Linked DNA regions of Homo sapiens: regions 1 and 3 are each linked to region 2. The links are chromatin loops, found by intact Hi-C in ENCODE. Cell type or tissue: PC-3. All regions are shown on one strand. Region 1 overlaps SLC4A4 (solute carrier family 4 member 4). Region 2 has its middle 70 kb from the start of GC. Region 3 has its middle 180 kb from the start of GC.

Region 1 (2,500 bases), 220 kb after region 2:
AGACAGATACTACATGATCTCACTTACACGTGAAACCTAAAATGTCAAACTCATATAAGTAGACAGTAGAATGGTGCCTACTGGAGGCGGGGAATGGGAGGATATTGGTCAAAGCGTACAAAGTATCAGACAAGAGGAATATGTCTTTGAGATCCACTGCACAGCATGATGACTATAGCTAATAATAATGTGTTGTATATTTTAAAATTGCTAAAAGAGTAGGTTTTAAATGTTCTCATCACAAAAAATAAGTATGTGAGGTAATGGATATGTTAATTAGCTTGATTTAATCATTCCACAACATATACATATGTCACATTGTACTCCAGAAATATATAGTTTACATTATTATTGGTCAATTAAGATTTTAAAATTTAGAAAAAGGATCTCCATTCATCTCAAAGTTGAAACTAGTTTATTTTGCAAATTATGACTTATAAGTGCTTCACAAATTTTCCACTTTTCTACTTACTATACTTAAATTATATCAGACTTTGGCAGGTGGTGATGATTTACAAAGTATAAGCCAAAAATACAAACAAACAAAATCCAAGATGCCCAATAAATTACTTATTAAGAAGGAAAAACCTCAAGAGAAAAAAAAAATTGTCCTCAAAGACTTTTACCCAGGAATCTGTTCTACACAAAACCCACACAGTTGAAGAGGTGTATCAAGAAAGCACATTTCCCAGTGTCTTTAAGAACAGGCAGTTAATCTGAATGCATGAAACAGCCAATTCTTAGACAACACAGAGCTGGGAAAACAGTAACTATCTGCAAAGTACAGATTCTACCAAAAGTCTCAAGTAAGAGAGAGAGAGTGTGTTTTTTTGTATGTATACACACTGTGGGCTAAACAAAGAATGGCTGTGGGTTGAATTCTTTCTGCCTGTGGATCACCAGCTTGTAATGCCCATGTTAAGCAGACTAAGTTGAATGCTTCTTTCTAAATTTCACTTTGTGGAAATTTTTCATTCCTTGGGCTATCTACTTCTAGACATTTCATTATCAACCCTTCTGTTTATTTTCAATTTTGTAAGAAGAATCAGAGAGTCAAAAATTTTCTAGGTGAAAGTAAATATATTTTCATTTCCTAGAATTTGGAAAAAGGAATTTCATCAAGTGCATCTCATATTTTAAAATTCTTCCATTCCTTTTACATATAATGCAAGAAGAGCTGTTTCATGAGATGTCAGCTGTACAGAGCAGGTCACTGATATAAATCAGGTGTAATCAAGATTGCCTAAGAAATACTGACATCCTAAACACTAAGAACTGAACTGTAAAGCAAAGGATTATCTTAGTTTGATTCTGCAGGCAAAAAACCAAAATGCCATTAACTAAATATTAGTCTTTTCTTATAGCATCTCCATGAACCCACAGTTTGGACTAAGCTCACTCAGGCATTTTAATGGGAGACAGGATGTTTGCACAACCCAGTTTAATTATCTGTTTCTCTGTACTACGGCATTCATCATTACGGGAAGGAAAGTTTGGCTCATATGACAGTCATATCTTACACCAATACTTGTGTAACAACACAATTTAAGTTTACTCCCACAGCCCATAATTCAAGTACTAAAATACTCAAATGTACAGCTGCTGAAGAAATTCTACACCATGGAAATTCCTGATAAACATGAAGAGTTTTTGATTATGTACTTAAACACAATGAATTTAAAAGGTATTTTTCTTCACTCATGCATTTTTAAATATAATTCATCTCATTTTTTTTCCTTTCAGCACATTCAGAATTATGAGAGGTATATGACAGAATTATGTGAGAAAGTCCTTGGAAGGTTTTCCAAAGCTTGACTAGACTTACGTTAATAAGTATGCACATGAACAAAGATTGAAGTGTAATGTTTAAAACGCACAAAATTATATTGGACACATTGAATTACAGGTGCCTTTTTCACCTTGTAAAGTTGTATTATTGTTGATACAGTGTAAATCCAATGAAAATCATTTAAAGTTCAGGTACTTACTGTGGTTGGAAAATAAGGACTAGTTTTGAATTTTTTCAGAGCCATGGAAGAGGTGTAGGTTCCCAAGAAGAGGATAAAAGACATGAGTGTGATATCAGGAACAAAATTACAGTTGTTCCCGACGAGGTTTCCTCCGTATTTTGAACACTCCTTCTTCGACAAAAATGCCCAGTCAAAGGTAGTATTATGGTACTGAAGAAGAAAAACATTAAAATTTTTCTAGAGAACATTGACATATAAAAAGCAGCCTTTGATACTTGATGAGCTATAGGAATTATACCAAAAGTTTCTGTAAAACAGTTTGAAAATAAGCACTGGAGGGTGAAACTTGATGAGGTGTTCATGGAATAACAGATAAGATGGGCCAAGAGGGTGGCAATTGTTGAAAATACAATGAGAATGATGCAATTTGTTACCTAGTTTGGGCAACAGCCTTAAAATCGCCCACTTGTTCAATAGAAACCACAAAGTACTTCTTTCCTGCACACCTTCCTGAGAGTAAACTGAGACAC
Region 2 (2,500 bases):
GCAAAATAAATTTATCAAAAATAGAAATAAAAATGTTTTTGAAATCAGCTTCTTTAAAATTTGTTATAAAACTCCTTTACCACTATGACAATAATGGCATGAAGCATACTTTATACAATATATACTCGATTATTTACAGTCTATTCATCTGTTTTATTAACTATTTTTTAAAAAAATACTGAACAGCATTCTACTGCCATCCAGCCTACTTCCAGTATATCACAAGTTATTACGTGCCCAAGAAATGGAAATTTATTCTAGTATTAGCCTAAGATAAATAGACTAAGAATTACTTTTATCTTATAGGCCTTTTTGGAGGTTATGAGGCATCTTTCAGTGAATAAGAATGAGCAATATTAGCAGACGTATTTCCTAATGTTGACTCAATAAGGGGATAGCTATACTCTTTTCTGGTTTCCTCAACACCCCTGGCAGCCTCAGGTCTTGGAGTGCTCCTAAAGTTGCTAGGTTCTTGTTTTCATCCCTGTTAGTATCTAAGGATACAGCATCAAGAAACATCCTATATCTTTTATGCTTAGATGCTAACAGGAATGTAAACAAGAACCTAGCAACTTTAGGAGCACTCTGAGTGTAGGTATATAAGTATAGGTATAATTATAAGTACAGGTATATAAACATAAATGTATATAAATATGGATATACAGATATATGTCCCTATTACATACAAACATTTTCCTTTCCACTAATATAACCAAGACTTGACTGCCAAAATAGAAAGTTGAATGATATATGTGTGCTGAAAGCCTCAAAATACTTCAGGCAAATACTTTGATTTTGGATTCCATTAACTGAAAGAACCTTTTCTTTCCTATTTATAGAGTACCAGAGGAAAAGAACACTGAACCAAAACCAAAGAGACTGGAGTTTTACTCCCAGTTTTGCCTCCATTATATTTATTGTGTGACCTTGGAGAAGCCTGTCAATTCTTCACACTCAAACGCTCCCATCTGCAAAATGTTGGCAATAGACTAGAGAATCTTCAAAATCCCTATTCACCCCATATTCTTTGTATTCTCCTTCTTTGTGTGTGTGTATGTTTATGCTGCTCAATATGCAATATCTGAAACTGCTTTTGAAAATGTAAATTACTCAATTGACCCACTAGGTGGTAGCAAATTTCTGGTTACTGTATAATGGCAGGCTTCCAACCACTTCCATAACCTTCTAAATTCTGCCATCAAGAAGTTAGTGAAAAGGACTTCTTTGCCTTGTTTGTCAAAAATCATGAGTTTTATTCTCAGCTCTGTCATTTACTACTTGCATGATCTTGGGAAAATGAGTATTGCAGGGTTTTTGATTTCCCACCATAAAATCAAAGGGAGTCTTGCAGATCTAAAACTTTTTGCATATTGTTACCATAATAAAAAACAAGACATTTAAACAGTAATGTCCTCCTTTTTACTTTGAGCCATTCAAAAAGAAAAATTCCATTTTCTGTCTATGAGACATCAAGTAATTAATATTTTTTAGTTTCCTTATCTAAAAATTGGGGGAAATAATAGTGTCCATCCCTTAAAGGGTATTGTAATGATTGAATAAGATCACACAATAAATGTTCACACAATAAGATCACAGTTAATAAATGTTAGCAACTATTTTGGGCAGTGGGTATTTTTTTAAATTATTATGATTTGGTCCCTTGCCATTTGGATGCCCTCAGATCATTCACCACTCCTCTCTCCTAATAATTGTATACATAAGCCAGTGGCTATGGACTGGTTCAGAGACTGCACAGAACAGCCATGGGCCCAGAAACACTTCATGGAATCCTCTCCAGTCTAAGATGCTGTAAAAATTTCCAGATCCTTGATCTGTAAGTCCAGAAGGAACCTAGGTCTTTTGATTTAATCCATCTTTGCTAAAATTTCTCAACAGGGCCATCTAAGAGCCCTCTGAGCTGTATTTGCAGCCTGTGTTCACTTAGATGCCCCTCAAAGAGTGGAGAGTCAGCCTGAAGGCCTCCAGGTAAACACAGTGGGCTTCCAATCTTAGCAAAAATCTACACAGACCAGTAACTCTTAAAGATACCGAACCTAGATTGCAGAAGCCAAAGTATTTGGTTCCTCCTTTAATTGGCTCTGTTTAATTACAACAGCTATCAATTATATTGCTTCAATTAAAAATATTACTACATATTATCTGAACACAGTAGCCATGTTCTCTTAAGTATTGTTTTAAATCCCTGAAGACCTGAAATGCCAAGGAGGCCAGAGGCAAGAGGCACCAAATCATTGAGGTAAATAAAATTCCAAAGCTCCACCCTGCTCCTCTGCCCTCATTAGCTATCACCACTTTTGAAAATATTTGATATGATAACTTAGCAGAATTAAGGTAAAAAAGCAGAGCAAAAACTAACTATAGTTATTACCAGGAACCATTCCCTTACTTGCCCCACGCCTTTCTTCCAAACACCACAACATATTTCTCCATTTTCTTTTTCTTAAATAATTTATTGTTTAGCATTTCTTCAGAAGCAGTA
Region 3 (2,500 bases), 110 kb after region 2:
TGAATTCCATGAAATCAAAGAGCATCTCTATTTTGGTCACATTATTGCATAACATATGCCTGGTACATGGTATGCGCTTAAAAATATTTACAGAATGAATAATTTCCTTCAGAAAATGTTCATCACATATTGTGGATTTTGAATTAACTTCTGGAACCATATCTAAGAAAAGGGTTTTTTTTTGTTTTTTTTTTTTGAGACAGTCTCACTCTGTCTCCCAGGCTGGCGTGCAGTGGCATGATCTCAGCTCACTGCAAACTCCGCCTCCCGGGTTCAAGAGATTCTCTTGCCTTAGCCTCCCAAGTAACTGGGATCACAGGCACCCACGACCAGGCCTGACTAATTTTTGTATTTTTAGTAGAGACAGGGTTTCACCATGCTGACCAGCCTGGTCTCGAACTCCTGACCTCAGGTGATGTACCCACCTTGGCCTCCCAAAGTGCTGTGATTGCAGGCGTGAGCCACTGTGTGCCCAGCAATTTTTTTTTTTTTTTTTAGAAATGAGGTCTCAGTATGTTACCCAGGCTGGTCTCCAACACCTGGTCTCAAGCAATCTGCCAGCCTCAGCCTTCCAAGTGCTAGGGTTACAAGCATAAGCCACCACATCAGCCTAGAACACACAATTTTAACATAATCAGATAAACATAAAAATAGCAATTATTAGCATGTTGATTATTTGCAATTCACCTTAAGGACAACTTTATTGATTATTATCTATTATTATCTCCACTTAACAGTTGAGGAAACTGAAACTCAGGAAAGGTAAGCAATTTGCCTAATTTTACACGGTCGATGATAGAAGTTAAATAGCAAGTGCTCTGAACACTCTCTTAAGAGACAGAAAGAACTTACTCACCCTGAGGGAGTTGAAAAAGGTTTCACTGAGAAGTGACACTTGATCTGAATTTTAAATAATGAGTCAGAGGTTTCCAAACAGAAAAATGGTATGAGGGCATTCCAGGAAGAAAAAGGTATGCATAAATGTGGGAAAGGGCATGACATATTTGTTTAAGGCAAAGAGTTCACAGGAGCTGAATTCCTAAGTTACTTGGCAGAAAGTACACAGAAAAGAGGCAACAAAATTAGGTTTGGACCAAATTGGGAAAGGCTTGCATTAAATCTAATCTGGACAAGGGAAAACCAATGGTGGATTTGGTCTAAAAAAAAAAATCCAGGTAGCTTTCTATGACTTAAAATGCTAGGTATATACAATTCTGCCAAAGAGAAACAAAAGTGTCAGACTTATTGAAACACACAGATGATAAAAGACAAAAGTTAGGAGTTCCTCATTTAAAATAAACCAACAGCTCTCTTCCTCTTTTCTTCACTTCCTTTCCTGGACACTTCAGTCCTAGCCAACCAGGTGTAGTTGAGCATGTGTCCATCTCAGCCTGGGAGAGCCACAGTGGTCAAGAGTGAGAATTGAGAGCAAGCTAAGGGTAATGAGAGCGTCCACCAAAGGAGGCAGCCCAAGGTGGCCTGACAGTGCTTCAGTAGGATAAGGAAAACATCCATGTGAGCAGGCAGCCTGGCAGCAGGTGTTGGAACCTGAGCACATCTATAGAGGCATAGCCCAGGTGCAGGATCTCAAAGCCAAGCAGGGTAAGGAAGACACCCCTGAAGGGGTGAGCCCAACACAGGGAGTCAAAGCCCAAGCAGCATGAGGAGGGTGTCTGTGTAGGAGGGATGGCATGATAAAAAGAACTGGGTGTCCAGGTCAGGTAAGGAGGATGTCTGGGTATGGGGGGTGATCCAGTGTAGAGTGTCAAGACCAGTTGTGGTGAGGAGGGTTTCTTTCTGGGATAGTGGCCAAATGTGGGGTGTAAGAGCCTAATGGGAGTAAAGAGAGTGCCTGCATGGGTGCCGTGATGTGGCAGTAGCCAGGAATGAGGATGTAAAACCTGAATGGAGTGACGAGGATGTCCCCATGAGGAAAGAAATAGGATCAGCAATGGTGAGAGGTGAAGCCAGTGGACTTCATGCATCGAATGGGGACTTGGAGAACTTTTCTGTATTACAAGAGGATTGTAAAACACAGCAATCAGCACTCTGTAGCTAGCAAGGGGATCATAAAATGCACCAATCAGCGTGTTGTAAAATGTACCAATCAGCGTGTTGTAAAAACGCACCAATCAGCACTCTGTAGCTAGGAAGAGTATTGTAAGATGCACCAATCAGCACTCTGTAAAATGCACCAATCAGTGCTCTGTAAAATGGACCAATCAGCACTCTGTAAAACGCATCAATCAGCAGGATCCTAAAAGTAGCCAATCACAGGGAGTATTGAAAAAAGGGCACTCTGATAGGACAAAAACAGAACATGGGAGGGGACAAATAAGGGAATAAAAGCTGGCCACCCCAGCCAGCAGCAGCAACCCGCTGGGGTCCTCTTCCAAGCTGTGGAAGCTTTGTTCTTCCACTCTTCACAATAAACCTTGCTACTGCTCACTCTTTGGGTCTGTGCCATCCTTAAGAGCTGTAACACTCACTGTGAAGGTCT

What was found. Peaks named below come from ENCODE experiments on the same cell type or tissue, not always from the same donor. Only the 100,000 strongest peaks of a DNase experiment are listed, where the experiment ranks them.
Region 1: it touches region 2 in a loop (9-fold over the local background); 3 of 110 quality-filtered maps call a loop at or near these places.
Region 3: it touches region 2 in a loop (6-fold over the local background); 3 of 110 quality-filtered maps call a loop at or near these places.

The regions. Positions count from the first base shown.
Region 1 is chr4:71,497,181-71,499,680 of GRCh38, reverse strand. SLC4A4 (solute carrier family 4 member 4) reads right to left here. Exons shown (of 26, transcript NM_001098484.3): 16 at 1,989-2,180. Among named protein-coding and RNA genes, the nearest start is that of GC, 290 kb to the left of the region's middle. In PC-3, no CTCF peak of the experiment used is centred here; a DNase peak (open chromatin) is centred at 1,440; H3K27ac peaks cover 902 bases.
Region 2 is chr4:71,712,431-71,714,930 of GRCh38, reverse strand. No RefSeq gene overlaps it. Among named protein-coding and RNA genes, the nearest start is that of GC, 70 kb to the left of the region's middle. In PC-3, a CTCF peak has its summit at 1,135 (motif pointing right); a DNase peak (open chromatin) is centred at 1,150.
Region 3 is chr4:71,606,929-71,609,428 of GRCh38, reverse strand. No RefSeq gene overlaps it. Among named protein-coding and RNA genes, the nearest start is that of GC, 180 kb to the left of the region's middle. In PC-3, no CTCF peak of the experiment used is centred here; DNase peaks (open chromatin) are centred at 78 and 948; H3K4me3 peaks cover 1,483 bases; H3K27ac peaks cover 2,052 bases.